Linked DNA regions of Homo sapiens: region 1 is linked to region 2. A link is a loop called in an ENCODE intact Hi-C map of the cell type or tissue named here. Cell type or tissue: heart right ventricle. All regions are shown on one strand. Each heading gives the region's core, and the rest is flanking DNA. Links, peaks and the distances in the headings are about the cores only.

Region 1 (16,291 bases), core at 3,015-11,014, 61 kb before region 2:
TCCCACATCTGCTGCACTAATAACTCACGTAGGCTCTCCCTTCAAGGTACATGCAGAATCCATCCTAATCTCTCTGTCTCCTCCACTCACCAAGATCCAAGCCACCATTTACTGCTCACCTGGACTATTATTACACCAGCCTCCTCACTGACCTTTCTGCTTCCATCGCTGTTCCTCTAGGGGCCCTCTTCCTCACAGCTGCCACAGCCAATCAGATCCCTTCACTCTCCAGTGATTGTTTTTTTTTTTTTCTACCCTGGAATACAATCTGAACTCCCCGTCTTCAGCTTCAAGGCCTTCCAGGCTCTGCACCTGCCTGCTTCTCTGTCGTGTTCTATCAGTCTCCCCTCTGCTCACTCAGCTAGAGCCATGATAGCATTCTCTCTGTGCCTGACTTGCTTACCTCCTTCCCACCTAGTGTTACTGGTTGAGGGTAGTTGTCCAGGTTCTTGGCATTTTGAACAAAGAATTGCACAAAACGCACAAACAAAGCAAAACAGAAAAAGCAGAGATTTATTGTAAATGAAAGTACGCTCCACAAGGTGGGAGTGGGCTCGAGCAAGCAGCTCAAGAACGTCGGTTAGCGAATTTTGCGGGGTTTAAATACCCACTAGAAGTTTCCCATTGGTTCAGTCGATGCAAATGAAGTAGTGGCCCATGGCCAGTCTGATTGGTCGTGGGAGAGGACCAATCAGAGGTACTTTCATTTTCCAACCGCCACACAGCAACTGCCACACAGAAAAAGGAGGGGTTGAAAAGGGAGTTGGCGCTGACATCTAGTCAGCATGAATTGGCCTTAGGTTCCCTGCCTCCAGACCCTATTCTCCTGCCTCACTAGAAGCCTCTGCCCTTGGTGGTGCCTCGGTCTGCAATGCCATCCCTAAGATCTTCTTATGGCTGGCTCTTTCCTGCCACTGGGAAAGGCCTTCTCTGCTTGCAGTCTAAGAAGCCTTATCCATTTCATTTTCCCCATAGCACTTACGGCTACTTTTTGAAACCAGTGTCTGAGTAAACCACACTGACTATCCACTTGTTATATTAGTCAGGACTTTCTTCTTTACAAATAAAAGTGGGGAGGGGGTTATTGGCTCATAAAACTGAGAGGTTCAAGAAGCAAGCTGGTTCACCCCCCTTGAATATGGGTTCCTGCAAGACACCAGGAAGCAGCCTCCTTTCCTCCATCTCCTGCTTCTCAGTGCTGATTTTGTTCTCAGTCCGGCACTCTACATACTTATTGGCCATGCCAGCCTCTGATCATACAGAAGGCATGACTGTCTCCAGAATCCCAGCAGAACCCTGAGAGGACGCTGATTGGCCCAGTTGCCCAGCTCTGAACCAATCAGAGCTCATATTGACTGAACTCCAGTGGGGTAGAGAATTCTGATTGGCTAAGCTCAGTCACATGACTGCTCAAATGCCTCACGTGTCCATCAAACCACCGACACTTCTCTTTGGTTTCCGACAGACAAAAACACACCCCTCCAAACTCCTAGTAATCCTCCTGCTCCCACCCAAACACACTCCTCTAAACTTCTGGAAGGAGTGAAACATGGTTATCTCATCATACCTTTCCCTTCAAAGGAAAAAGGTTGGCCTTCTAAGCTGGGTCATTCCTAATAACCGGCTCTTAGTTTTTCCTTTTGATCAGTCTGTACTGAGCAATTTAGAGACACCAGCCCCTTTGCAAAGAACAGCAGGAGGTGCCTCAACAGTTAGATTATGCCCCTAGGTCAGGAAGCTAGCCAGGAAGATAAGGTAAACCCACAACAATTTACTATGGAAATAATTAATCCCTTGGTTGTGTCGTCAGATAAAGGGAAACCAAAGAATCTCAGAGGGCTTGGCAGTTGGGCAAATTTGAAGGAACAGAGAGATCTGTTCCCTGCCAGCAAGACTTTATTCTGCCAGTTGAGGGTGTGTGTGCTGGGGAGTCCAAATTGTGTACACACGTGTGCAAGCATCCTTCTTCCATGGCTACACTCAAAGATGTCTGAGGCCAGAACTGTGTTTTCTCCTTCCTGGGCATCCAATAAAACCTCCTGAGGTCACATGGCTCTTCTTGATCATTTGGGGCCAACCTCTCTTTTTGTGGGTCTTTCCACAGCTTGTTAACTTTGTCTCGACTCCTTCATTTATCTTGCAGTCTCTGCCTATTTATCCCCAACTCGGTGTGAGTTTGAGTCTGTTAAACTCTGCATGTCTTTGTCTCTTTTAAGAACATCCCACCCCCTGGTGTGGGGTCACACTGAGGACACATAATAGCCCCTAAAAAGAATAGTCAACTCCACATCTTCAGAACTAGCACTGTTTTCTGTTTCCACCACCAATCATGGATAGATCTATTAGGACTTCAAAGCCAAGTATAATACTATGGCTACAGTACACTGTCATTCAAACACTTAGCCTTTCATTCATTCAACAAAAGGAAAAGGTAAACAGGACTGCAAAGGGCATATATAACCAGTTTAAACTATTCTTAAGCATTTGATGCCATGCAAATGCACAAAACAGGTGTGCTTGCCATAGCTCATTCTTTCCTATTGGCTGAGCTGGTCATCCATTCTGTTTAAGCTGGTTCGTAGACACTGAGTTGGTTTTTCTCTCCCTGTGTAGAATCGAGGCCATTCATTACTTCCCTAGCAGACCTCTGCTGAGTGCCAGACCCTGGTTCAGCAGGGAATGAGTGAGTGAGCTGGGTGAGTGGAAATAAGGGAACAAATCCTTCTGAAACAATGAGATATGCTCCAACACAAAAACGGACTTTTGGGAAGGTTTCTGAAGGCATAGGGTGTGAGCGAGCCTTTGCAGACTAGTAGGCTGAACTGGTGGCTGTCAAGATATAATACTAAAAGTTCACTGACAGGAATCCTTGCATAGAAATAGAGTCCCTCTCCTGGGGCCTAGACAGGGCCCAAGTCCAGTCCGTCAATCAGCCAATGGTTAACATGGCTTACTTTGCAGAAAGCCTGGGGAAAATAAAAAATATCTACAATTTATTTTCCAGTATTTAGTGGGTGTCATCTTCCTCCCCAGGAGAAGTTGACATTCCAGGGAGACTAGTAGTAAATATTTCCAGAGTGCAGGGCAGGAGACAGCTCTCAGTTCTGGGGGCAGGAAAAGAATATTTCAGGAGAAAGGGAAAGTTTGAAGGATGGGAAGCCCCACTTTTCATCAGCCTTTTCTACAAGGGCCTTGAAAGAGCAGAGAAAGGTGATCTTTTCTTTTAACAATCATATAGTAATTCCCCCCTCCTGCCCTTTTTTGCAGAGGAGAAAGTTGCAGAGAGCTTAAGCAACTTGCCTAAGATCACACAGCTAGTAAATGATGAAGTAGGACTCAATCCAAGTCTTTCTGGATTTCATTATTTCATGAGGATTTTACTTCTTTTCTAAAAGATGAAACGTATATATTAATTATCAGCCATTTACTAATGGCTCAGTTTCAATTCTTTACCAGATTCTCTGGTAAGGGACTGTGTATCAAAGACATGAGACACATAAAGAATAAGCTTTGGAGAGATTCAGAGATCAGGAAAAGTCCAGAACATGGGCACTCTCCAGAAGGTGTATTTTAATAGGGGAACTGAGCAACAAGAGGTACCTGAGTGTGTAGGAGCTCAACGTATGTTAACTTGACCAGCAAACTCTTACAAAGAAAAACAGGAGACATGAAGCCAAACTGCTCATCTCCTCTGGGTTAGTTGTACCTGTCTTGTCCTGGAGGGTGAGTGAGGTGCAGGGCCCCCTCATTCTCACCGCTACTGTGTCCAGTGGGTCCACCTCAGACAAAGCCACCTGCTGGGTCGTGTCTCTTGAAACACATGCCAGGGTCTGGGGACAGCTCTCCCCTCAGACAACATGAGGGAGCCCCTTAACCTTGCCTTTCCCTTGAATTTGGGTAAAAGGATCATTGTGGCATTTATTTCTCCTCTAATCTAGTGTGTTCCTGAGCACCTGTAAGTGACAAATCACCCTAATGCTCAGTGCTGGGAGTCTGGCACTTCCAGAGCTCCATCCTGGCCTCCATCCGTGCTCCTTCCTTTTCCGTCAAGTGAATTTCAACCTTTGACGTTTTGGAAGTCAGTGCAGTCTCCATGGGTTTCAACTTTGTTTTCTGTATCCTGAAAATAGCAACCCCTCACAGGCTGGAGAGAATCAAATAGAACATGTGAAGCCCCTAGCTGGGATGTGCACAAAGCTGGCCTTGTTCAACACAGCTTACCTGGAGCAAAAGCATTTGTTATGGTTCCAACAGGGTGTATGAAACTTGTCCTTATTGGATCTTTGCTTCCTCTTCTGTAAATTGGGAATTCCTTCTCGACCTACTTTGCAGAGGTGCTGTCAGGATCAATAAGGTGAGCCATGTTAAACCAACCTTTGAGAAATATCACCCAATATCCAAATGCAAGATGCTATTATGTTTTGTGTCAGTGGAAAAATCTAAAAATTGCATTTTCCAATTCATTTGCAACAAGCCGTTTGTTCATGGACCTCTACTCCCAGTTCACATTAGGGAACATTCACAACTCCAGGAATATTTACACTATCACCCGGCAGAAATAATAAAACTAGGGGGGTGATAAAATTTAAATCCACGTTGGTTTATGAAATACTATGGCTCTAAGTAAACCACCATGGAGAGTCGCATGGTTAAAACAAGACAAGGAGAAAATAAAGCCTCCCCTCTTCAATATTTAGAATCAATAAATATGTTCTGGAAATAACACATTAGCCATGCAAGGGCTGCTTATCTGCCAGGAGAAGACTCTTGATGGCTGGAGAACACAGTGGGAAATAGGATAGTCCTTAAGCCTTGTGTTTGCTTGGATGTCATCTCAGTGTGAATAACAAACCCTCTCGCCCTCGGCTCCCACCAGCTCCCAGTAACTGCATATTCTCATTACATAAACGGAAGAAAAACAACTTGAGGGAACAGCCCCCTTAAAGTGGGGCACGCATCTTGCCTTTGTCACCAGCAAGCTAAGGGGCCCCTTGGGGCTTCAGTTTCTCTGGGCCTCTTCCCCACGCCCAGCACAGCACCTCCCAGAACCCCAGCACTCCAAGCAATGCAATTTTAAAACTACTCCTCACATGTTCTTTGGAGACCCTTGAAAAGGTGACTTTCTGTGATTTTATGACAACTTTTGACAGACATTCTTTGATCCTTCTAGCCTTCCCTGGTCCTTTGTGATAGGCGGCCTTATTTCTTAAGGCTGCATTTCCCAGACAAGCCATGTGAGGCTGGAGAGCACCTCATATGACCTAGGATCACACATGTGGATGTGCCTGGCACAGGGCCTGGAAGTACCCCCTCTGTTCCTGGTCCCCAGCCTTGCCAGGGGTACCGACCTCCAGCCCAGTCGGCTGGGCTCCCGCAGTACCCTAGCTCTTTTCCATGGAGAGCTTAATAGCTGTGTACTTGGCCTATGTCCTGTGTGTGTGTGCATGTGTGTGTGTGTTGGAGGGTCTGTCCCCATCATACTTTGCTGGGACTGAGCCTGAGTCCCTGAGGGGCTATCTGTCCACCCTGGCCTCTCCCACCAGGGCCTGAGGGAGCGTGTGTACTGTGTTTTCAAATAAGCCGGATGATTTTTTTTTAATAAAACTGGTTTTTTATTGCTGTTCCCAACCCACCTAGCACCAGCTGTGATGAGAATCACTTGTATGGTAAAGTGCTATTGATAAAATTGCTCCCACCGGAACTTAGCTATGCACTCACGAAGCGCGATTGGCTCCTTCACCGCTGGCTCCTGCGGCCTGCTCAGCCCCGTCCCTGCTCCTGCCCTGCAGCCCTCCTCTTACCTCCTGGCCTTTTGCCTCCTCCCTCTTCTCCTCTTTCCCCTGCTCCTTCTTGCTCATTGTCTCTCCCCCTCCTCCCTTTTCTTTCTACCTGCTCTGGTTTTCTCTACCTTTCTGTCTAATGTTGGCTGATGTCTTTCCTTTCTTCTCTTTCTCTTTCTCCATCCTGGGCTTGTCCACCCCTCTCCCATTTCTCTCCCTCCTCCTTCTGTCTCTCTCTGCTTCCTGTGTCTCCCAACCGTCTGCACGTTTCAGGCCAGGCCGGCTCAGTGAGGCCCACTGGGAGGTCCCAGCTCTCTCTTTAGAGACGGGCAAACCCAGCTGAGTTCTAACATGCAGTTCCTTTGAGGACACCAGCATCCTCAGAAGGGGCAAACAATGCAAAGCAGATAGGAAAAAGGATAATGGTACAGGAAAGAGTGTGTAATCTAAAGGAACAGCATGACATGGAGATGACAAACGAGGTTTAAACTCGCCTAAGTATTGAGGAAGTAGGTAAGGACCCAGTTGCGGATTATGGAAGGCTTAAAAACCTGGCTAAGAAGTTTGACTTTGACCTCTAGTCCTTTCCAATCATTAGGGTATTCATAGCTGTGGCAACATAAACTGGACTTGCTGAAAAGGTCTAAACCATGCATTGACACACACAAACTATGTGAGCTTCAGGACCGGGTCTGCTGGGGCTCCAGCCAGCTCAATTATTTCTGTTGATTTTCTCAGCTCCACTTTCCTGTCTGCATGTCTGCTTGGTTCTCATGGACACAAGAGGTCTACAAACAGCAGTCAGGGCCGAGGGCTTCCTTGTTCATTTATAGCAGGAGACAGGAGAAGACTGCAGCTTCCTGTAGCTCACTCTTGCAAAACCTCCTGCCTCATGTCCTCTTAGCCAGAATTGGGCCACATGTGTCTTCCTGAACCAACCATTGGTAACAAGGATAAAATGATTACCCCTATACCAATCAGGCATTCCCTCTCAGCTGAGGATAAGCCCCCAAATTCAGGCTGCTGCCCAAGGAGGATGGAGTAGATACAGTGTTAGAGAGTCCACCTCAATACCCTCTACAGCTAAAGGTTCCCCAGAGGAACAGGGTGATTGGAGGGAAGGTATATGAAACCCAGGGCCAGCAAGAAGTATCTTCCTAGAACAACACTATTAGCTGAGGAGTTTTGGAAAAATATACTGTATTTAAATGATCACCTAAGGTCAGGAGTTCAAGACCAGCCTGGCCAACACGGTAAAACTCCATCTCTACTAAAAATAAAAAAAAATTAGCCAGGTGTGGTGGCAAGTGCCTGTAATCCCAGCTACTTGGGAGGCTGAGACAGGAGAATTGCATGAACCCAGGAGGCAGAGGTTGCAGTGAGCCAAGATCATGCCACTGCACTCCAACCTGGGCGATAGAGCGAGACTCCGTCTCAAAAACATATATAAAAATAAATAAATGATCACAGATATATTATTGACTATAATGTAAAATGCACATGCTGTTTTAAATTAAAACATGAGACTTCAAAGAAATTTTCTGCTTAACTAAGCTATATAAGGGTTGGCTTACACCTGTTTATTATTGCATTTCTAACACATAAGAAATGCACAATAAATACTTGTGGAATGAATGAATGAATAAATGATTGAGACAGATAATTTTAGGCTACTTCCAGACCCAAGGGTTCCATCACCTCTCCTCTATTAGAGGTGCCTTGGTGGAAAAGTTTGAGAAACACTGCAATAAACAAGGGAATGTGTCCAGGAAGTTATTTTTCTTTTCTTTTTTAATAACGGCCTAATGAGACATAATTTATAACCATAAAATTCACACTTTTAAGTGTAAAATTCAGTGGTTCTTAGTATATTCGGGGTTGTGCAACCATTGCCATTACCAGAGAGTTTTAGCACCATGTGTGGGAGAGTTACACCCATAAACAGTGAGGGGGCTCAGGGCTCTGAGTGGCTGGGAGCAGAAGGGGATCTAGTTGGAGGAAAGTATCTGGTGGAGGCAGGGGGAGCCGCTCAAAAGCTGTTGCAATACTAAAGGGAGGGTAAGGGAGGCCTCGGTCTCAGGGTGTCAATGAGCCTGGAAAGCAAGGCTCATGTAAGAGAGGTTGCAAAGTTTGCAAATGCAGGTTTGGAGACTGCCTGCGGTGGGCAGACAGCCTGCAGGGCAGAGGTGCCTTCTCCCCTGCTTTCAAGCCAGCAGATTTGATGTTTCATATCCACACTACACAGCTGACCCAGGATGCAGCTGAGCACAGTTGTGGATGTCCTCCTGCCTGGGGCAAAGACATTGGGAACATGAGTCCCCGGGCACAAGCCACGTGGAGATGCAGAGCAGGCATGGCCTGCCCAAATTGCTCTGAGAATAGCACCCCAGGCACCATCCTCCTTGCCACAGGCACCTGAGCTCAGCTACTCTTAAGCAGCATTTCAAGGATGGAGCTGATCCAGTCAGGAGGAAGCAAAAATGAATTCATGTTCCACTTGGACAGGCCCCCTTGGGAGCTCTGGAACTTCCAGCTCTGTGGAGCAAGGGGGAGCCTGGAGATGCTGAGTCCAGAACTGTGGCTTTCTGGAAGCCCTCCTCAGAGGGAGCCTTGGCAAGACCAGACTCAATAATGTCTTTAGCACCAAGTGGAAGGAGGTGGGAAAACCTGGGCCCAAGAGCAAAGACCCAGACTGCCCGCAGACACCTCCCAGCTTCTTGTGAGCTTCCTGGCAGTAACACAATCTGCCTGCTGACTACAGAATCTTCAGCACTAAAATGAGGGTGAGGCCAGCTCAGGCTGAACCCCAGGCTCTCTGAGTGTTCCATGGAATAAAGTTTGGGACATGCTGAATACTGTCTTACCCTTTTGGAGAGATAAGGGGTGTGAGGCTGGCAGTAAAGGACACAGTCAATGTTTTCTCACTTTGGAGTTTCCCTGGTATTTGACGGATTGGGTCAGAGTGGGAACTCAGAGCATCAGTTCCCAACCCCGTCTAAAAACAACTTCCCACTTCCAGGTGTCATGTATCTGAAAGCCTATCTTCACAGGCTAATAATGTATTTGGGTCTCCCAGTCTCCCAGTTAAAACATAAATACTTCAGATAGAGGACCACTGAGCCATCTTAGTGGACATTTTCACCAGGACTTCTCCAACAGTTGGCTGGGCACAAGCTAAGCCCAGGGTGAAGGGTAGGACAGGATGCCGGGGGAAGGAAAATGGGTTAAGAAAGGGAAGGAGACCATAAATACCTAAATGTGTTCTTTTATAACTCAGAGTGGTTTTAAGGAGGCAGATTTCACATAAAATCATTTGCAGCTGAAGCTAAGCAAGAAGACAACAAGGAGAGGGTTTTAGACTCAGGGTGGGATTTTTCAGATGAGGAAAAATCCCAGCCAAACCCAGAGAATGGGGTGACGTGTCCCAGATCCCACAAAGAGTAAGTAGCAGGTCAGAGCGGGACCCCAGTCTCCCAGACCAGGGCCCTCTCAGCAGGGCCAAGCTAATTGGCATCTCAGGCTGCCCTCCCTGCAAGCACAGTGCATGGCTCCTCAGCCCCAACGTCGGCTCTGTACCCGAGAACGATTTCTCTTGACAGAAAATAGAGGTAAAAGGGCAAGGGAATGTTTCCAAATGGTTGATCTGACAGCTGCAAATTTCATTTTGTTGTGTATTGACCTCTAATTGTTTCCCAAGTAGCCTGGGACTGAGAGATCAATAAATCCCACAGATACTTAATATCCCCTCTGGCATCTTCGGCTTTAGTTAGAAAATAGTCAAATTCCTGGCTGTCTGCAAATATTAGCTGGTTTTTCGTTTTCTGCAAAGCCTGATGAACTATAATTCAACCAAGGGCCTGGTAGGAGCCTGAGAAATTCCTGGCACGCTGGAGGGCCGGAGCTGGGAAGGAATTCCCAATGTTGCTGGCCCAACCGCTTCTTGTCCTGGAGAGATGAGATGACATCTTCCAGGCCTACAGTGGCCACTAAGGGAGTGGAAGCTCCAACCTCATCTTCCTGGTGATCTTTCTGCTCCATCAAGTGGCCTCCATTAGGTTATTAATATAACAATGGAGTTGTGGTCATTAGCTAACCTTTCCCCAGAGATCTTTTTAAAGGAAGACTTGGATGTAGTTGAGAAAACCATGGGTTTGTCATTATAAAAGCAATCCCCCTTATTCTCCTTCCTCTGTTCCCTATTAGCCGCTTGGTCTCGATCATGGCATTTTCTCTTCTTGCTAAGCCTCAGTTTTCTCAGATACATAATGGGAATAATTATTATCCCTGTCTAAAAGCATTGTCGTGAGGATTAAATGAGTTGGTGAGTGACAGTCCTCACCCAGAGCCTCGCAAAATTAGTGGGAACCTCCATGAACCTGAATGAGGCACAGGAGTATTCAACTGAGACCACCTCTGCCCAGATTTTATACACCTCAGATCTGAGGAAGGAATAGGCTGCCCTGTGGGGCAGGGGGAGTGGTGGGGGTCAGGGGGAGTGGTGGTGGGCGGCGAGCGGTGGGGGAATAAACTGGAATTGACAACCAAGGCCCAAAAGGACAGCCCTGCTCAGAGATGTCAGATGTGTGCAGATTCCCCCACTGGATTGCAGGCGACCTGGTGGCAAGGACAGAGTCCTCTTCACCGTGCCAAGCTCCAGGCAGGTGCTCAGTAAACACTGGCTGAATGCACACAAGACCGTGTCAGGTGGCATGGCAAGGATGGCATTTGGTCCACAGGATGCTGTTAAGAAGAACATTGTGTAGGCAATCATCCTATCACTCACACACACACACACACACACACACACACACGCAGCTATACATGCACTCACAATTGGCCAAGAAACCAACGTCAGCACTGGCTTCATGGTCGTCATCCACCAAATCTGAGGAGTAAATTTTCAGACATGCTTATAGACCTGTAGTGCCAGGGCCGAAACCCACCAAGGGCCCTTTCTTTTTCTGACCCTACCTTGCATCTTATGCAGTGAGTTTCAGCAGAGAGAACTCCCATCTAGGATCTGTAGAATACAGTTTGGTCTCTGCATGACACAAACTGGCTGTGTGATTCAGAGAAACTCACTCCTCCTCTCTGGGCTTCAGTTTTACCATCTGTGAAATGGAGAGATGGAGCTACCTGGGCTTGCCTATCTCACAAGATCTCTGTGAGGCAAGCAGCAGCTCCAGCCTGCTAGAGATGGAAAGGGCACAGCAGATCACTGAATCTAATGGCTTTCAAGCATTTATTTTAGCAGATGAATCTTTAATTTTTTTTTTTTTTGCTTAGAACCCCAACTTATAAGACAGAAAGAACTGAGCTGTTCAGGCTGGGTTGGAGATGGGGGTCATCAATAACAGCTGCCTCATTTTAAAAGCAAGGGAACTGAGACTCAGAGAGGGCCCCTGCTCAAGGTCACATGCTTCCCTTAGAATTACAAATCTTTGGGAGGCTCAAGGACCCCAGGATGTGAACACAGAGGCCAAGGAACCCCTACTTTCATGGTGGGGGCTCTGAGGGCTCATCCGCCACCTGAGGCCCCCAGTGCTGCCTGTGGCTACCAGGCAACCAGCTCTGCGTGGCCCAGCCTCCCCATCAGCACCTCGCAGCTGTCCTCCCAGCCAAAACTGGTTTAGAAAAGGCTGCCCAGCTGGCAGGTAGGAACAAAGGGATTAGGCCCCGTTTGACAGACTGTGTCCCTCCCATTTGCATGTCATTAAGCTGCAGGCCAGTTAGCAGAGAGGGTCACATAGCTTCAGAGTCCCTGCCAAGCTGGGGCACGGAGGCACTGAGGCTTCATTTGCATTTTGGACACCTGCCCTGAACTACAGGAGCCAATTTGAAGAAGAGGGATTTCTTGAGGAGATGACTGGGGTGTTGGAGTGGACTGGGGAGGTGTCCTCATCTCAGTGGTGACCCTAGTTTTTTTCTGTCTCCCCTCAAAACTGACACAAACTGAAGCAGGCTTGTTTTGAGGGACAGAAATGGCTTCATTGCTCTGAGAGTTAAACCAGGCACTATGCAACAGCTTGGGAGAGGATAAGTGAATTCTGAGAACCGGGGCTTCTCTCCCCAACCAGCATCCCCACACCACACACTCACACACATGCACCAGCCTAGCCAAAAGGAAAAAAAGGAAGAAAGGAACACAGGCCACATTTTCTCTGCACTCCCCTTCTAAGGCCTCCTGGGGTGGCCCTGATTGACAGAACACTAAATGCAAGAGGTTTCCTGTGATAGAGAAAGAGATTTTCTTGAGGCATCCAACTCCTGACCTTTAAGAGCTCGGGGAGCAAAATGATTTTCAGTCACTTGGGCCTGAGTGAAAGGTATGTGAATTGATCGACTGCAGGGCTCAGGCCTCCCGAGGTCTTGATCTTATGTCATTAAAATCTTACAATCGAGTTATCCTAATGTATCCCAGCAGCCCCCTTCTCAGAGGTGATTAGTAAATAGACTCAAAGTTACATGGTCTAAAATGCCTTCTCCAAGGGCCTGGAAGACCAGTAATGTGGATGGGGCCTGGGGCCAAATCCGGCCTCTGCTATTTGAGGTTTTCTTTTTTGACATTAGACTATGGTAACTACTGCTGTTGCTGCCTCTCACATTTCTTCCTCTAGCTCTTTTAATCTTGTGAAGGTGCCTACTCCTCTTGCCACAGGTGTCTAGATAGGTTGAGCTGGCTAATTTCCTCTGGCAACAGTGATTGGTCTGGGGATGCAACTGACCCACGCCCAGCCAATCAGAATCTTCCCTAGGATTATTCTCTTTACTGGGGATCCTGAGCTGGGATAGTGTGAGCAGGGGTTGATGGTGAATATTTTCCCTGCCATGTGTGGTCTTGTCTGCAGAAGGTAGGCAAGCCCAGCAGGCAAAAGTGAGAAAGGGGTGGAGTGAGAGAGGCCTGATTCATGAAACCCCATCAATGCTATTGAGCTACCTTCATATCTTTCCTAGTTCCAAGACCCTTAAAATTCCTCTTTTGCTTAGGTTAGCCAAGGTTCATTTCTGTTGCTTGCAACCAAATCTTGCCATGTGGGTAGGAGCTGATATTCCCAAGGTTCAATCCTTTGGGGCTTGAGGAAAATGAAATGGACAGGGAATGATACAAAATGTGGTCATACAGGTCAAAGGTGTAGACCACAGCAGCCCCTCAGGGACAGCCCACTAAAACATCAGCTCCACGAAGAGAGAGACCTTTGTCTCTTTCCCAGTTTCTAAAGCAATGCCCGGCACATACCTCTTCCCACCACCTCCCTCCTGGGCCGCGCTGTCTTGCCTGCCACATGAGATCTCTGCTTCTCCCCGAGCCTCTGCTCAGACCCTCCTCTGTCTCCTAACTTGCATCTTCTGCCTTTTCCACTTTCTGCTCCCTCTTACTTTCAATTTGTCTGTGGTCACCATGACCTGCTCTCCTTCATAGCTTCCACTGTTAACTGCTCTGGTCTCTTCATGTTTCTTGATGTCAGGTTCAAGTGAAGTGCCAGAAGTCAGAGAGAGACAAAATCCGATTGGCCTGGCTTGTCATTCCTGTGTCAGGCCACCTCCCAGGTCAGGCTGGTGTCTTTGGGTCAAGTACCAGTGCCTGAGCTGATCAGCTGAGGTTGTGGGGCAGGGATTCAAATGGTGCAAAACATGGCCACTTAGGCTGTAGACGTCACAAGCCAGCCAGTTCTCACTATTAGGGGCCACAGTATCTCCAGCATAGAATCCATTGCTTAGACTAGCTTGGGGGAACCCAGGAACTATCTACACTCCCCTCTTCCATATTCCAGAAACTTCATCTGAGGCATAAGGTTTTTATTTGACAGTGGGAACCCCTCCCCCCATTCCAGGGAGCTTCCTCACAGGTGCCTCTCTGGTGTGTTTCTTGCTTGAATTGCAAATTAAATGCTGCATAAACCCTACATAACTCAGTGCCCCATGTTGGCAGTATCTTATTTTTCAATTTCTTTTTTTTAATTGAATGAACATATTTTATGCAAGCCGTTCTACCTTGGTGAAGGCTGTTCCCCTGTGATTCATCAGAGTAATAACTAGAAACACCATTATTTGGCTCCATCCTCCTGCTGAGAACATCACATAACTGAGAAATGTTCATGCATCTCACAGAGTTTCGGGGCAGAGTAAAAAGGGGAAGCAGCGAGAGGAGGAGGAGAGGGAGGAAGAAACAAACAAATGATTATGAACACACATGCAAGCTGACAGCAAGAGACATGGCTAGACAGTGAGAGGAAAACACAGGCCCACATATGGTTGTTGATCTCACACACATACACGTATGCACACACATACACGGAGGCACAGAAGGAACCACACATACCTGTCTACCCAGGTATCCCAACATTCGAAAAAATTAAATGAAAAAACCCATAAACTCTACGAGAAGTGATGCTAGAGAGCTGGTCCAGTTGCCTCACTTAACATGTAAGAAAAAGGAAGCACAGAAATGTAGCTATATCCCTGTGTGTCCCATTTGCAGACACCAGTGTTCCTGGGTTTCTGCCTAGAAATACATAATTCAACTTGTCTAAGATGCAAATCATATCGTTATTTATATTTACTGAGTTCTTGTCTCTGGGTTAAAGATTTTCAGACATCCTTATCACTTTGATCTAAGATGTGGCCAGAGTATTCCTGCTATTATTGTTTTTGTTTGTTTGGTTGGTTGGTTTGGTTTTTTAATGATTTTTGTTGAGTTGGCTGAGCATCTGGAAATATTTTCAAAATGTTCACCTCAGGACACAGAAGCCCCTCAGTTAATGTCTTACAAACCCTAGCATGCTCTCAAGAGCTGTATGAATGAACACTTTTAAGGTTAGACAAATCAAACGTTCAAAGCAGGCTTCTGGAAACCTTCCTGTCGCTTCTCCAGGTTCATTGGCACTTCCTTAGCACAGCTCTCCTCGCTGCTTGCCTGCATGATTGCCTTGTCCACTGCCCATTTCCAGCTTTTCCCCTCTCCAATCCCCTCTTCATCTCATTACCAGATGAATTCTTCTAAGACATGACTCTCACCTTACCCTTCTTAGAGTAATCAGGATCCTGAGCTGCAAGTCTACTTCTGCATTGGTTGGTCATCTTCTGGCTGCAAGTGAAAACACCCAACTCAAACAAGCTTGCAAAATGGCAGGAAGGAATGGGATATTTGAGGATTCACATAACTGGATCATCGAGCAGTAAAGGCTGGATTCTGAGGTCAGCTGAGGCTATCAAAAACATCTCTTTTCCTCGATCTCTCAACTCTGCTTTTCTTCATGGCAACTTTTTCTATCCTTTTACTTTCAACTTTTCAGTGTTCTTATGATTTACCTAATGTCTTATAAACAATATAGAGCTGGAATTTTTTAAAATGCAATTTGATATCTCTGTATTTTAACCAGAGATTTAAATCCATTGAAATATGTTGTGCTCACTAATCTATTTGTATTTACTTAGCAGCATTTTATTTTTGTATTCTTTTTACTCTGCTTTGTCTATGCTTTTTTTCCTTCTTTTTATGTCATAGAGTGTTTTTTCTTTAGCCTTTCTTTTTTTCTCTTTGTTACTGGCTTATAGCTCATATACTTTACTGGTTTGTATCTTATGCATTTTTCTTGATTGTCCTTAATTTTTTTAACATGCATACTTGACTTTACTATGTCTGAAGTTAATAAAAATCTGTATCATCAAAGAATATAAGACTTTAGAATACTTTAGCCACTATGAGTCTCTTCACATCTTATATATCATATTCAAATCAAATAGTTTTATATCCAAAAATTATTTAATGTTACTATAGTTTTATGCAGGAAATGCTTGATTGGATTCATCCCATGTTTATTATTTTTTTCTGATTCCTATTTCTTCTTGCACCTCAGTCCTTGCCTCTAGGTGGAATTTTCTTCTTCCTAAAATAATCCTGCAGCAGAGCTTTCAGAGAGGATCTGTGAATAGAAAATGCTGTTAATCTTTCTTTGGGATGCCTTCACTTTTCCCTTTTTCTGACTCTTAATTGGAATTCTAATGTGACAGTTTGTTTTTATTTTTTCCTTATCAATTTTTTGAAGACATTATTCCATTTTCTCCTTGCTTCTATAGATGCTATCGAAAGCTGCTATTGCTTTTATAGCTGCCAATCATTTATTTATAATAATCTATCTTTTTTCTGTTATCTTTCTTAAGATCTCCTTGTCTTTGGTGTTCTGCAGTTTTAGTACAATGTATGATGTTCTAGGAGTGGACTTAATTTTCTTTATGCTGACGGGGGCTATCTGTGATTCCTGAATCTGAAGATTAATGTCTTTCAATAATTCCAAAACATAGTTATTGATTGTACTGTTTAACATTGCCTCTCTCTCTCATTTTTTCTGTTCTCCTTCTGTAACTCCCATTAAATGTGTATGAGGCCTTCTTATCCTGTCCTCCACATCTCTAAACAACTCTTTCATATTTCCATGTCTTTATCTCTCTGCATGCTAGGTATTTTCCTCAGATATATTTTCAAGTTCATTAATCCTCTCTCCAATTGTGTC
Region 2 (16,291 bases), core at 5,456-13,455:
AAATTACATGATCTAAAATATGTCTTGTGAGCACTAAGGCTGAAAAAAAAAAGGTTCACCTTAAATTTCTCAACAGCAGCATACCCCAGAAGAAAATGGATCTGTGTTTTAAAGGAGTCTTGATGGGGAAAAGGTTAAGGCCAGAAATTCCATACCCAACAAATTTGTTTTTCCCCTAATAGGTCAACATAAAGACAGTTTCAGATATACAAGTCTCAGAAAATATATCAGAGCCACATAGCTCTCCTACAAAAAAAAGTATTTTAAGACATGCTTCAGTCATCAGAGAGACGAATCAAAAATGAGGATTCAAGAAAGGAGATGTAACAGTACAAAACTACTAAGGACAAACATTAGAATCAATTAAATATTGAAATACAAGTATCAAATTAATGCAAAAGGAAGAAAAAATGCTTCAAAGAGAAGGTATATATGTTTTTTTAAATAACAGAAAAACTAGATTGTTGAATTCTGATTAGATTAACAGATTTTTAAAGTAAATATAAATGTAAAAATTCATGGTATGATACAAACTACTGCATTTAGCAATCTACCAAGAGAACAATCTGCTGGTTTATTAGGGTTGACCTCAGGAACATAGGAATCATTTACTCTGAGGCAGTCCAATGATGTCATATGGCATTTCAATGTCAATTTTTATTTTTATGTTTTGTAGAGATAAAGTCTCACTATATTGCCCAGGCTGGTCTCAAACTCCTGGGCTCAAGTGATCTGCCCGCCCTGGCCTAAAATATTTTAATTAACTTATGTTTGATAACAATTATTCAATGAATTTAAACATATTCTGAACTCAAATCTCAAAAAATTAAGAAAAAATGTATAAAAATATATTTCTAACATGGTAAAGAATATCTCTCTCAGCCAGGTGTGGTGGCTCACATCTGTAATCGCAGCATTTTGGGAGGCCGAGGCAGGTAGATCACAAGGTCAAGAGATTGAGACCACCCTGGCCAACATAGTGTAAGCCCGTCTCTACTAAAAATACAAAAATTAGCCGGGCGTGATGGCACGTGCCTGTGGTCCCAGCTACTCGGGAGGCTGAGGCAGGATAATCGCTTGAACCTGGGAGGCGGAGGTTGCAGTGAGCCTTCACACCACTGCACTCCAGCCTGGCGACAGAGCGAGACTCCGTCTCAAAAAAAAAAAAAGAATCTCTCTCTCAAACCAACAGCCAAATTGCAAGTTGTAAAACACCATTAAAATCAGCTCTAATAGTAATAACAACTACCATTTAATCCCTACTAAGTGGCAGGTGTTCAACAGGTACTATAGAGGTTTTATTTAACCTTATAGCAGTGCTGCGAAGTCAATGCATTTGACAGATGAGGAAACTGAGACCTATAAGGACCATGGGACAACATTCTTTGTCCCATCTTTGTAAAGAGGCTGACATGAGCGGAGGGTGCACTCAGCTCCTAAAAGGGCCTCTAATTGACCTCCGACTGTGTGCCAGTCACAGGCATTCTGGGAAGAGAGCAGCAGCAACCAAGACAATAGGAAGCCAAGCTGGAATGCCAGAGGGGCCATGCGTGGAGAGCTTTCAGCACCCAGGGAGGACTGTGTGCCCAGGAGGCTTTCAGGAGCCTACGGGGGTTTCTGAGGTGGGAGTGGTAGTCAGAGTAGTTACATAGTGGACAACACTGACAATATTTTAAAATCTCTAGTTAAATGGTAAAACGTTGTCAGGGGTGAGAATGACAGGCTCAGAGATGCAAGGATATCAGTAAAGGTCGGTACAATCAGGGGAGGGCACCCAGAGCAAATGGGACAGGAACTCAGACTGGAAGGGAGACCCAGGTGGGGAGGTAGAGAGGCCGGCGTCGCAGCAGCGCTCTGCAGTTCATAAACCTGAAAAGGAGACGGAAGTGGACGGGCCATCTGTAGAGAGTGGTTCACTTATGGTGCCGCCTTCATATATAGGTTGGGGCAAACGTAATTGTGGTTTTTGCCATAAAAGTAATGGCAATTACTTTTCACCAACCTAATATAACACTCTATAGATTTTTTTTTTTAATGTGTCAACAAAAACAGAACAGTATCTTAAATTGAACCATGTGAAATCGCCATTTGGTAGGTTATAAAGCACTCGCATGTCAGCAATTTCAAATTGTTCAATCTAATAGATAGTATGATTTCATTCTTGTTTTATTTTTTAATTTTTATATTTTAGAGACAGGGTCTTGCTATGTTGCCCAGGCTAGTCTTGAAATCCTGGCCTCAAGCAGTCCTCCTGCCTCAGTCTCGCAAGTAGCTGGGATTACAGGCTCATTCTTGTTTTCAAAAAAGGAAAAGGCAATTGTGCATATTCAGAGGCATCTATGCAATAATAACAGGAAAAGACTGGAGTGGGGATGGATGGGGGTGAGCTGAGGTGGTAAATTTATTTTCTCTTGAACAATACACTTCTATATGGAAGAAAGGAAGAAAGAAACCAGCAGGCCTGGGAAGATGCATTTTGACAAGTCTCTTCCCGGGTAACTCTGATGATCAGCCAGGTATGGGAATCAAACCTCTGGCCTCAAGTTTACACACATTTCCTTCTGGCTCTAACATTATTCCATGTCAGTTGTCTTCATCTTTCCCTCTTTGACCAACTTTATCTCCAACCCAATAAGACATCCAAGTCCATATGACAGAAAAGTCTTAAAAACCCTTCCAGCACCCAATCCTCCCGGCAAGGAAGGACTGAAACCAGGGGGAAAAACCACATATTTTAATGTTCAAATGCTTCAAATAGATTAAGCATTTGGTTTTACTTGGATTATTATTTTTTCTACAAATATAAACCATTTTGCATTTTGGAATCCTTCTGCAAACAGAGCAGTTTGTCTTTGTGTTTGCTCATTTAAAAACAAATATTTGCCTGCCAAGCAAATACTGTCTCTTAGGATGTGCTATTAATAGGATAATTAGGCAGCCGGTAATGAAAAGGATTGCTGGTAATTATGGCAAGATTTGTTTTGGCATTTGAAGGCAGCGATGGAGGCTGGAGTGCTAAAATCTACCTTAGAGTTAATTAGTACAATTAGAACACACCTGAAAAAATAGCCCAGCTAATGAACACTTCACTTTACTTTTAAAGTGACAGCACTCGGAGCTTCCCAGGCTGCTTGGGCAGTCCCAGCCCTAGCATTTCTAATGTGACAGAGAGTCACAAACAAGGCAGAGAACTTGAATTTGCCTAACCTTCGTTTTCAAAAGCACTCATTCTCTGTAAGCCCTTTCCTCTTTCCCCTCCCCACCACCCCTACCCATCCCACCTGTTTGAAAGCAATTTCTCTTGTATGTTCTCCTTGGAACCTCATGATAACCCTTCAAGATGGATAAGCAAGGTTTAGTTCTTTTCCCATTTTTCAGATAAGAAAATTGAGGACCAGAGATGCCCGGGGATTGCCCAAGGGCACAGATGAAGAGGTCATAGATGAGGTCAGCAGTCGCAGTCTAGGCTTAGAAAAGTTGGAGAACGATTGAGAGAAAAGCAGCTTTCTGATTCGTGTAGGGGTCCCTGTGTCTGCAAGAAATGCTGGGCTTGCCGAGTCACTCCATAAAGCAGGTCTTCAGGGCCCACCAACCTGCGGCCCTGCTTGACTTCATTGGTGGTAACAAGATCTGGGCTTGAAATAACTAAAATCATCCAGCTTGGAAAACATTCTCAAACTTAGCCTTTTTTCTCTCTTCTCTGTTAGCCTTCTCCTTTCTGCGGCTTATCCTCAGGAAGGTTTTCCACTATGAGCAGGCACTGGCTGGGCATGCTGGGCATTGATGGACCAAAGCACACGTGTGATATTCCTGCCAGTATGCATGTGGCGGCATGAATGCTTGGGGGATGTGTGTGTTTGCATGCATGGGGACTTGAGTAGGAGGTACACACACACACACACACACACACACACACCAGGGGGAAGAGCATTAGAGGAATGAAGAGAGGGAGGAAAAAGGCAGTCAATCTAAGGGAAGCTCTGCAGTGTAAGGCAGGCCATTCAATGTTTCAATTCTTAGTTTCCTCATTTTAAAAATGGGGATAGAATTGGTATATCCACATCATAGGTTTGTCATTAAGAATACAGTGAGACAAAGTCCACAGCATGCCTGGCCCATCCTCATCCCCATTCCTATCACCACAATTATTGTTATTATTGTCATCCTTATGGATGTTGTTATAAAACGTGTTTTCTCCCTGACCCTTTGCATGGCCAACACTTGAGTTATCCTCATTCAGACCCGTTCCCTTGTCCCTGCCCCAGGGTTCTTTTCAAGGCACCACCCTGCTCACATCTGCACCAAGAAACTCCCTCTGCCTCCATGACTCCAAACTCCATGTTTTACAGCTTGGAGGTTCCACTGGGACCCTTGGAAATCACAGAATGTGCACTTTTGTGATAATATATCCAATGTAAGAGAGTGAGTGTGCGTATGTGTAGGTTGGTGGGATGAGGAAAGGAGGGCTGAAAAATCCAAGGAGACCACACCCCTCCTGGATTCGTGAACCTTGTTCTCTATACAAGGCAAATACTAATACACAAGTCAGAAGAAAGGAGGAGACTCAGGCCTGAGATTATTGACTATCTCTTCCTGCACTGAACCCTCAAGAATCTTTGTCCTCAATTGCAAACAACAATAACAGCCACCAATGCACCAGATGCCACGCTATGCACTTTCAAACATGGCATTTAATCTTCACAGTAACCCCAGGACACAGGTCTCATCATCTTATTAAGAATGAGGAAATTGGGGCCCAGAGAGGTTAGGTAACATGTCCTAGGCCACACATCCAGGATCAAAGCTGAACTGACTGCCCCTAAGCTCAGATTCTTTCCATTGTCCATGGCTCAAAATCTCCTGCTGAGAACTCAAGGACTTGGGGCCATGACAGGCACATTTTTGGGAATTGTCAAACCTCTTGATCACCCAGTGACCATTAGCACTAGGAATCACAGGAACAGAACTTGCATTTGTGAAGTGAACTCAAAGAAGAAAACCTCTCACTTAAAAACTGAAATCTATGTCCCCCACAGTAGCTGGATTTGCACTGATTAATTAGAAAATTGCATTTATATAACCCTTTAATCTGTATTTATGTGTTGCTAAGGATGCAGCGAGCTGGGCAGGGAATTACATCCAGATTAGCCTTGATCCATAAGCAGCCTGGATTGGAGCTGCTTTCTGTACTAAAGGGGAGAATCAAAAGGATTTGGGGCAGGGATCCTCAATGAGGACTCGCTCTCTCTCCTTCCTTGGATCCAAGGAGTCTGAGGCTTTCCAGAGCCACCTGAGAAATCCTGCCTGGCCTGCTTGGTCAAAACAGGGGGTAAGATTACCCAAAGAGCTAATTTCCAGCTGAGTGTGGCACTTGGTTTCCTAAACAAAATTGGTTTTATTCTCCTCAACATGTGTTCAGCAAGATTAAAGATCCATCAACTGCACAGCTTAATATGAGCTATACTGGAAGCAGCCCATGTTCTCCTGGAGTAGGGGTGGAAAAGAGGGAGGGGGCAGAGCCTGAAATCCTGTTTATTGAATCAGAAAGACCATTAATGGATAGAGGATATTGGAGAAGGGATGGCAATGCTTTGTCATATTTCAGGGAAAGAGATTTGATCACACACACACACACACAAAACACACACAATGTTTTAAAGTATTTCCATTTCCATTGTCATTTTTTTTTCCTTCTTTTTAAGTTGGATTAACAGATGGGCATGGTTGGGGGAGATGTTGCTGGGAGTGTCAGTTCCATTCTTCAGCATGAAAGGCGGTTTGACTCTGGGGCCATGTGGGTGTGGGACTCAATGAACAATGCTCGGTCCAGGCTGCCAGATGGGGCAAGTGGGGCCAAGTTGAGCCTGGAGGTGAAGGAGGGAGTGAGACAACATAGTTGGAGTTTGACTCAGGGCAGGGAGACACTTGCTATTCCCATCGTTGTCAGGAAGTTCAATTTCATTGAGTCTAGTGTGACTGAAAGTTGTTGACCTTGGCCAGTCTGTTGCCCTACCTGGCCTCTCCTACATGAGTTATAATGGAGTAGACTGAATGACTGATGAAGCTTTTTCCAGCTCTAATATTCTGCTCTTACGAGCATCTCTATGGATGTCAGAGCAAATCAAAGCAGCATTTTCCAAACCTCTCTAATACTACCTAGCAGTGGTACAGCATTGTGGCTTAAAAGTGTGGGTTCCACAGTCAGCCTGCTGGGGTGAAATCCAGCCTGGCTCTACTGTTTATGGGTCCTATGGCCTTGGACAAGCTCTTTAACCTTTTTTTGTTGGTTAAAGAGGGCTTGTTGCCCTCCTCTGTAATATTGCAGTGACAGCAACAGCACCTATATTACAGAGCTGATGTGAGAACTAGATGAGTGAATATGTGCAAAGCTGCTAGAACAGTCCCTGAGGACCAGCAGGTATTTCATAATGATAACTCGAATTATATTCACCCTTCCTCCTGCAAACCACAGCACCCTCGCCACCAGGTATGACTCATCTGGGACTCAGAACACATACCTTGGACAGCTCCTGAGTTGTCCTTCAACCTGACACGTATATGGGCCATGCTCCTGTAGCACACACCAGGCTCTTACAAAGGAGGTGGGTGAGCCATTGTCAGCCTCTATTTCATAAGCTGCATCTCAGTTTCTTCGTGGGATAGATAGACCTCACTCCCTCTGGTCTGGTCCTAGATGTAAACAAAAAACAAATGTCTTCCGACACTCAGCATTCTCATTCACATTTATACTCTCCCTTACCTTGGATATTTTGCCAAGAAAGTGCACATTCTCTGATTTCCAAGGGGTCCAGTGTCACCTCCAAACTGTAAAATAACCTGCACTTTCATGGAGGCAGAGTGTCTTGGGGCAGATGTGAGCAGGGCAGAGTTTCGAAAAGAGCCCCAAGGCAGGGGCAGGGAATGGGTCTCTGCTCCACCTGACTTTCCTTGCTGAGCCTCCCTGCCCCCATCTGTGAAATCAGGGCATGACATTCAATTGCTCCATCCCTCCATGTGTTCAGGGGGACACGGGTCCTAAAAATGCTGTCAGAGGAAAAAAATGGCCAAAAAAATTGGGAAATGTGGCTGCTACATCCCCTTATTGATAACAAGCAAAATATTGAATGCGCTGAGAGGACCTGCAGTTTAAAAACAAAATTACTGAGTTTCACTTTAGCCTGGGGTTTCTAGGACTGTCTACCAGTAGAGTCCTCCCTTCATGTAACCTCTCATTGGCCTCCTATGGAATTGGATGGCAATCTCTCATCACTTCCAGTTCCAACAGACTGTGTCTCCTCCCCCAGGAAACAATAAATAAACTTGCAAGATTCCGTCATCTCAAGAAGAAGTAGTTCAGTGTCCTCATTTCTTGGCCTGCAGGAGAAAGAAAAGAAGAGAAAACCAGAACCATGTGGCCAGCTTTACACGCTATCAGAAAAGGAACCCATGACCCCCCGACCCAGGGCAGCAGGGACAGAGGTGAAAGGCTGTCCAAAGAAGATTCAGGAAGCCCAGCATGAGCTGTCTGACATAAATAAATAAATCAGGAGGCCACCCTGCAAAGCAGGTTGTATTGCATTATTTGAGCAAGGCTGCTAGACATCTGCACGTTTCTGTTAGCCCCCATCCCTCCTGTTGCCATACATTTAAGCTAATCCTATGGGGCCCAGGATCATAAGAATAATCCTCACATCTGTGTGGGCTTTTCAGCTTTCGAAAGCTCATTCACGGAATTATCTCATTAGTTCCACTCAATGCCTATGGGAGGGACTCAGGGATGATCATCGCCATTTGGCAGATAAATGCTAAAACCCAGAGAAGGAAAGTGACTTTCTCAAGGTCACACAGGAAAGCAGTGGAGAATTAAGATAAATGCACCAGGTCTGCTGATCCCCAGCCCGGGACTCTCCCAGGAGAATACTACTGCCTTACAAAGATAGCCCTGAGACCCAGATATTTATCCCACAGCTGCCCAGGGCTATGTCTGGTCCCAAAGGAATCAGTTGTTCACCCCATTGCTGCTGTATGGGAATGGAACATCATCAAGAAGTGATATTGGAAAGACCACAGGCTTCACAGTTGAATTGTCCAGGCTCAAATCCCAGCTTCCTGGTCATCAAACCTCAGACCATGTGGTGAAGGCTTGAGGCCCCTGCATTTGTTCCTCACCCCAAAAGGTGGGAATGATAAGTTTGCAGTGAGTGTCACTTGCTTTATCTGCTCTCCATCTCACCTTCTGACAATGACTCCCCACCTTCTGGGAACTGTTCTTCCTCCAGCTCCAACCAGGCGGCTCTGAATGAAGCTTCCCACCACAGCATCCCTACCTGCCTGACTACAGGAGCAGGCATGTGGCCCCAGCCAGGCCAATAAGAGGCCTTCCCTGAGATTTCTCTCAAAATGAAATAGCCCCTTCCTTTCTAGGAGTGAAGCTGAGGAGCTGTGACTCCAGCCTCATGGAGAAAGGTGGCCTGAGAGATCAAAGTTGGCATGCAGAGAAAAGCAGAAGAGAGATGGGGAGAGAGTCCTGGAGGCATCCAAGGCCTAGGATGCAGTCAGCCCTGGGGCCCTGATGCCCCTGCCCTGTCCATGGGTGGATAACATGAGCCTGTGAATCATCTGGGCAGCCCCTTCTGAGTGCCTTCCTGCATACCCAGGCTGTCCTTAATGTATAGCAAATAGGGATGATCACCCCTGCCACTCACTTTGAGGAGCCCCACCAGCACAAATACCAGGAAAGCAGGCAGTGGTCCAAGAGGCCCCTTGAATAGGCTCCATATAACAAAAAAAGACCCAGGTCTCCCCAGCCTTCAGAGACTCCTGGAAATTCAGAGCTTATAGGGGTTCAGCGACTGGAGTCCAGTTGTCTCGTTTGAACATAAGGGTGAGAGAGTCCATTTCATGTTCCCGAATGTTGAACCATAAGAGAACTTACCTAGTTAGAAAGTCTCAGGCAGCAGGATCCCTGATCCAGGCTCTTGGTCTGGGTGCTGTTTGGGCTGCCTTCCCCTATCTTAGAAGACAAAAAGGAAGAAGATGCTAGTGGGTACCCTGGACAGTGAGAATGCACCTGGATTCTCTGCTTTTCTCAAAAAGGGTTATGAAGATCAAGCCCAGTTATATACTATGTAGGCATAAAAGGACCTATCACAGTCTAAATACTGTCTAAAACCAAGACATTATTGTTATGAAATTATGAGCTCCAGATTCCCTTGACACAAAGCCTGACTTTCTCCAGGGAAATAAGGGAAAGCCAGGTTGTGTGCAGGAATTGGAGGAGAGGTAGTTAGAAAACTGAGCCAAAATCATTTCCCAGTGAATCTTGGCCAGGCAGCCAGCAACTGAGCCCCCTGCCTCCCCATGCCCTCTACCTACTTCCCTCTAGTTGCATAAACTTGGGGAATCAGGTGACCAGCCAACCGTCCTGGTTTGTCTGGTGGGCATGGAACCACCCCTCTGCATGCTCCTTCACAATGCCTGTCATCACATAGTATGTAGGAGAAACAGCTAGGGATCAGGCTCTGGAACAGGAGTGTAGCATTTCGTCTTCCTCATAGGGTGGCCAGCCGTCCTGTCTGTCTGGGACTGAGGGCTTCCTGAGTTAATAGGTGCCTGGCAAGACTCACTAGCACCATATCAGGGGCATCTTCCTTTACACATCTGTCTTATCCTGTACCCCGAGCTACTGTTTTCATTCTTACCCCAGGGCCTGTCATATCCGTAGCTTGACTCAAATACTGTCGCATCCTGTGCCTCTGTCCATGGTTCTGAACCGTTCTTTATGAGCTGGGGCAAGGCTAATTCTCCTGATGTGAGGTACTCGTTGGTTCATCGAGGCATTCATTCAATAAATATCTTTACAATTTAGCTTTGCCTATATAACAAACCACCCCAAAACATAGTGGCTTAAAGTTTTTTAAAATTATCAATTCTTATAATTATATGGGTCACCTGGACCATTTTGGTCTGGGCAAATCCTTCTGATCTGTAGTCAGCTGGTGGTTTGGCTGGGGCTGGGTGATCTAGGATGGCCTCACTCATATGTCTGGTAATTGATAATCTGTTGATTGGGGCACCTCAGTTATCCTTTATGCAGTCTTTCCATCACATTAGCTCAAGCTAATTTGAATGGTGGACACAGGGTTCCAAGCCTGCAATAGAAGGCAAGCTCCAATACTCAGGTTCTTCTGATAAGTCTACATCACATTTTCTAATGTTCTGTTGTCCAAAGGAAATTGCATGGATAAGCCTAGAGCCAGTGTTGGAGGCACTGGGCACAGGTAGGAGAATGATTGTAGCCATTTTTTATAACAATTTACCACTTCTCCAAATCTCCTGCATCCCCAAAGCACTATAACACTGCAAATAATGGGATGACCCTCTGTTGAACCTGCAGAGAAATGACTTTACCCCTAGAGCTGTTTTAAACTAAGAGTCCACTTGGCTTCTGCCAAAACCACTTTCATAATTGTATCAGGAGCAGTTGAAAGTCTCTTCGAACCCTCCTTCACAACATTCAGAGGCACAATTCGAGATCTTGCTGAACCACAAAACTAATTTTTTTGCTTCTAAATGAACAAAAACCCTCCTGAATTGTAAGCCTTTTTGACAATCTTCAGTAATAATTTTTTGAGTTGTGCACGGCTGGGCAATAAACCCCTAGTTACCTTCCTGGGTGAAGGCAGAAGAGCTCCAGAGTACAGTAGAATTCCCAGGTCCCCAACTCCTCAGAAAAGAGAATATTTTAGAGAGCATCTCCTAGGAGCCAGAACCTTACATAAATTCTCCTTTAACACTCACAACATCCCTTTTTGACAGTGTTTGTTGTCTCTGTTTTATGGAGAAAGGAGCTGAGGTTGGGGAGATTAAGTATCTTGGTCAAAGTCACAGAGATGGCAAGTTGCATGGCAAGATTTCAAACTCAAGCATTTGGACCTCAAAGTCAGAGCTCTTTCCACTATACCTCATCATGTCAGAGCTGCAGAGCATCTAGACTTGGGTATGGGGCACAGAGCTTTGATTCTAGCTCTGCCCCCACTTCTGTAGCACCTCGAGACACTCCCTTGTTCTCTCTAAGCTTCTGTTGTCTCATATGCAATAGGAACATTACATGCACCTAATCCAGGCTCAATCAAGGTGAATGCAAACATGTTGCTCCCCGAGCTGTAGAGAGGAAAGACAACTGGTATTTTGGGAGGGTGATTTTGACAGCATCTTTCAAAATTTTGGATGTGTGTGTTCTTTTATCTGGCAGTTCTACTTCCAGGAATTCATGTTAAAGAAACATATTCACATGTGAGTAAGAATGCATGTAAAAAGATGTTTATTTCAGCATTGTTTATAATAGCAAAAAAAATGGAAATAATATAAAGGCCCAAAGAAATTATGCATATCCATGATACAAAATGCTATTTATCATTGAAAAGGATCTACTGATGCAAAAATGTCCAAGATATATTACTTCAAAATAATAAAGTAGATTTATATATGATGGCACAGGAAGATCACAGGAAAGTATTTTAAGTGAAAAAAATAAATTTTAAGATGATCAATAAACCTACATATGCTTATTTATGTTTATACGTAGAGAAAAAATCATTTGGAAGGAAACACATCAAACTATTCACAATGGCTTCCTCTAGCAGCAATAAGAAGATGATGACTTCATTTTTTGTTTGTTTATATTTACTTTCTACATTTCTATATTGTTGAAAATGTTCACAAGTATGTATTCCATTTGTAATGCAAAGAAAGAGCAGAATTCTAGTGCTGTAAGAAACTTTGAAGATCACCACGGCCCAGAGAGAGAAGCCAATTTCTCGCTGTCATGCGGCCGGCCATTGGCTATCAGGCTGAAACCCTCTTGATGCCCAGTCCAGGCCGGCTTCAGCATCAGGGCAAGCTCTTTGGAAATCACAGAAGCCACAGAAGGCTGAGGAATTGATGATCTAACACAAAGGAAACTGCACCAGTCAGAGAGCAGAGATCAGCATGTGGGCCTGGCTCGGCCACCTACCTGCTGGGCTGGGCTTGAAGCAGGGGAGAGGCCTTTTCCAGCCCTTGTAGTACCCAAAGGAATGCCACCCTGAGGTCTCAGGTCAGGCCTCTGCTTAGCACGTGACCATCATGCTCCCCAGCAAGTCCCCCTCATTCCCCTCTGGCCCTGCCTTTACTATCCTCCCTGAGTGCCATGGACACAGCAGATGCACAATACAGGCAGCCTTGAATTCTACCAGGGAGGCTAGGAATGGCTGGGTGGCCTGTGGTCATGACCTGCCAGCAACTGGGTTGGAAGAGAGGACTTCTGAGCCCTGCAACTGACGCCATAGGGGCATGACTTTGCATTATCTGGAGCCAGTTTTTCCCTCCAGAAAATGGGCATAAGGGTGACCCATTCAAGCCATCATAAATAATGTACCACTTATAAAGCCAACCTCTCTAACTGTCCTGGGCTCATGTGACATTTTATCAAGAGCCCATCATGTCCTCAGTGTGTGTGGGTCCCAGAGGGGCAATCTCACTCCCCTCCCCTTCCAGTCACCCCTTACTGTCTCCTCCTAGAGCTGTGACCACCTGGGAAAACAGGACATGAATGCATGAAGCCACGGTGAGTCAGCAGATGGCGTGTCGTTCTGTCTGAGCATGGCAGGAGGTCAGAGAAGGGAAAGCCCCGAAGATGCCATTATGCAGAGCCCTGGCCTCCACCTCCCAGCAAGAGCTGGACCCAGCCTGCAAGCATGGCCAGCATGATTTCTGACGAAGCTCCCAACAGATGTGGCTTTCCAGATTCAGGTCTTTGCATTAGGGAAGAGGTGGGGAGGTATGTGAAGCAGTAAACAGAGATGCCGAAAGTTCTAAGTGCATAAAGTAAATATAAAGTAAATGTATATTTGGGAGAAAAGGTGAAATAGCTCTCTGAGTTTTCCTCTGATATGAAGCCTTTGCTTGAATCTTTAGACATGGTCTTTGTGTTTCACGTCCCGTGTTCTCAGAAGGACTTGGTGCTGTGTTTCTGTTGACATTCTTGCCCTGCCCCCACGATAGGGAGCTGGACAACCCATGTGACCTTGTTACACCAAGTAGGGTCTGTGGACCAGCAGCATCGGCATCTCCTGGGACCTTGTCAGAAACAGAGAATCTCAGACCCCACCCAGACCTACTGAATTTGAATTTGCATTTTTGCAAGGTCTCCAGGTGTTTCCGGCGCACAGTCATACTTGAGAAGCCGCCTGGCTCCAGGACGCAGGTTTCCCCTGGGGGTGTGCACTCATGCAATGGCAGGCATGTACCCTGACTTTAGGTGGTACAAGAGTGAACATTTACTATTTTCATGGGTTTTAACTTCAATGTCCCTTTATAGCAAATGGTGCATCATGTACAGAAATGGTAAGTTGACATAAATGGTGTATTTTAAAAGTGAGTCAATTCAAAGAAAACATTCCCTGACTAATAGTCTGGGGTGCTGAGAAATGACACCTTCAAAGGTGGGACAAGAATGGCTATTTCCAGAAGTGATGATCCAGTTTAGGCCCCTCAAGGAGGTAGGAATGAAGGGGCTGCTGCAGAGAGATGGGGGCTTGTCCAAGGCCAACAGTGGGAGTGTGGTGACGGAAGCGGACTGGAACTCAGCCCTGTCCAGGTCAGCAGCGCCCCTTCCTCCCTCTGCCCTGGTTGCACAGCTCGGCCTGAGGCTGGCTCTGCAGCCAGGGTGACGTCAGGAACTGGGACATCTGCAGGTGATACCATGCATATGCACAGAGTGCATGGCTGTTACTACAAACAAAGAGAATGTGTAGTCAGTGGAGCCCAAGGCTGAGCCATTTGGAGATGAACTGTCTCCCCTCCACCCAGGAACAACAGGGCACCCAACTCTTCATTCATGAATAAACATTGTAAGCTGCTCTGTGCAGGCTGAGAAGCCTAATGTTTTCTAGGTTTTCTAGATATGTTGGTGAGGTTTTGCAAACAGGAAATCTGAAGTTAGAAAGGAATTGGTCATTTACCTTCCCAGCCATCTCATGGACTTTGCTCAAATCTCTCAGATGGAGTCATTCACACACACACATACACACACACAAGCAACTTCACGATATGTTTAGGTTTTCTCTAAAGTTTTCTCAGCTGTGTTTGTACTCCCTGAGGTTTAGGGCTGTCGGTATCTGTTTTTTCACTTCTTCTACAGCACAGAATTGAGTAGTAAATTCTCTAGTCTCCTGTCCCCTTCCCATTGTCTTTTGCCTAGCTCCTTATCCTGGCATTCAAGGCTGCCATCGCTATGGCCTCAGTCTAACTTTCCAGGCTGTTTCCCATTGGTATCCTCTGCACACGATGTTCCAACCAAAATATGCCATGAGCCACATATATGAAGTTCAAGACCAGCCTGGGCAACAGGGCGAGACCCAGTCTCTATTAAAAAATAAAAATAAAAAAAGAGTAAACCACATGTGGTCAAACCATGCCCATGCTCTGCAACCTTCACACCTACTAGCTTTCCACAAAAGCTGTGCCTTTGCCTAGAATTTCCCTCCACCCTTGAAATTCTTCTCCCTTAGGGCCCAGCTTAAATGCCCTCTCCTCCAGGAAGCCTCTGAATTGTCCCCAAGCCCTTGAAACTCCCATAGTCCTCTATTGCTACCTCATTGTGACATTTAGAACAGGTCTTGAGTTTCAGCCTCCACAGCTGTAGGGGAGTGTTCCCTTTTCTCTGTGTTCCAGGCTGCCCAGCCCAGGCCTGGCTCATAGAAATCCCACCAGGTAAAATACTTTGGCCCTAGGTAAGTCCTGGGTTTGATTCCCAGCTTTGTTGGGACTACTAGTCAGGGTTGATGCTGGGTAAATTACCTAACCTATCTACTCAGCTATAAAATAGAAATATGAATCATGCCTTCATGGAGAAGGCATGATAGTAAAATGAGGCAGCGGGTACAATGTGCTTAACATTCTGCTTGGCACCTATTAAGTGTTTAATATATCATAGCTCTTATTCGTGTTATTGATAATAATAAAAGCAAACATTAAATGGATTGAAAGATAAAGTCATAAAATCTAGAACTGGATGGCCTCTGCAGGTGTCTGGGCCACTGGCCCATCCTGCCCACCTGCCCACAGGCCCCTTTGCCCTGCTGTGCCTCCCTCACATTCTGGCCCCAAAATGGTTGCTCCTGGCTGCTCCCTGAACCCAGGCCTGCCAGAAACCCTCTCCTTTTCCTTTACCCTGTGTCTCCAGTAAAGATCACAGGCATTTTAGGGGTCTGCAGTCTTCTTTGGGTTAAGAAGCAATGATCTGGTGCTAGCTCTCATTTTATGGGGAAGGAACCTGGCCTGGAGGGAAGGAGGTGTTTGCAAGGGAGGAGGTGCTCTCCAGGGAGGAGGTGCTCCCCAGGGAGGAGGTGATCACCAGGGAGAGGGTGCTCACCAGGGAGGGGGTGCTCACCATGGAGGAGGTGCTCCCCAGGGAGGAGGTGCTAACCAGGGAGGGGTTGCTCACCAGGGAGGGGGTGCTCACCAGGGAGGAGGTGCTCCCCAGGGAGGAGGTGCTTGCCAGGGAGGAGTCCTCGCTACCCCAGAGCCACGGCACTCAGACCAGCAGGGCTCTGCATTTTCCAGAGTGGCATTTCCCCCCTCTAGGTCTGGCACAGATGTGGCTGCTGAGAGCCTGCCTCACTTATTCCTGTTTTCAAAGAACAATGACCCTTTCCTCATCCATATCTTTCTTAACAAATGTACTTGTCTGAGAGAAGCATAACTTCCAAGTCTTCCTTCCCTGAATTGGGAAGAGACTTCAAGGAGAGCAAACTTTCCGAGGACCAGCCCTGGGGTCGAGCCTGAAATAGAATTCCCAGCAGGTAGTCAGCCCCTTCCTTTCCATGGAGGGGTCAAAGCCTGCTCAGGGCTATGCTCACAGGAGCCCCTCTGGGAATGAGCAGGGCACTTCCCCTCCTAGGTGTTGGGGTGACCCCACAGATGGGAGGGAGAGGGCTGGAGGCAGCTAAGACTCTGGAGAGGTGTGTCAGGCTGGAGTCAACTCTGAGGAGCAGAGGCAGGGTGGGACAGCCTGAGCCAAACACCAGGGACAAAAGACGAATTTATGTGAGCCAGCCTCCTTTGAAAGCGAGGAAGCAGGGAGACAGGTCAGTTGACAGCTATAGGAATACAGTAGAAGTCGGATTTCTCAAGAGCTTACAGTGAGCACCAGCTCCTCTAAACCTTGGAGCACCCCTAGGAGGGAGACTCTCATATCATCCCCACTCCACCGTTGCAGTCAAGGCAAGACACTGGTTCCATTTCAAAT

Evidence for each region. A loop is a pair of places that touch in the nucleus more often than their neighbours do. Peaks named below come from ENCODE experiments on the same cell type or tissue, not always from the same donor. Only the 100,000 strongest peaks of a DNase experiment are listed, where the experiment ranks them.
Region 1: it touches region 2 in a loop (4-fold over the local background); 3 of 110 quality-filtered maps call a loop at or near these places.

Annotation. Positions count from the first base shown.
Region 1 is chr15:69,908,526-69,924,816 of GRCh38, forward strand. No RefSeq gene overlaps it. Among named protein-coding and RNA genes, the nearest start is that of LINC00593, 81 kb to the left of the region's middle. RefSeq lists enhancers at 7,540-8,041, 10,861-11,484, 11,485-12,107. In heart right ventricle, for the core only: no CTCF peak of the experiment used is centred there; no DNase peak of the experiment used is centred there; H3K27me3 peaks cover 3,463 bases.
Region 2 is chr15:69,966,815-69,983,105 of GRCh38, forward strand. It overlaps LOC101929129 (a long non-coding RNA gene), which reads right to left. Exons shown (of 5, transcript XR_001751593.2): 3 at 8,936-9,013; 4 at 6,519-7,374; 5 at 5,663-5,864. Among named protein-coding and RNA genes, the nearest start is that of MIR629, 100 kb to the right of the region's middle. RefSeq lists enhancers at 12,551-12,610, 13,441-13,500. In heart right ventricle, for the core only: no CTCF peak of the experiment used is centred there; a DNase peak (open chromatin) is centred at 9,756; H3K27me3 peaks cover 2,998 bases.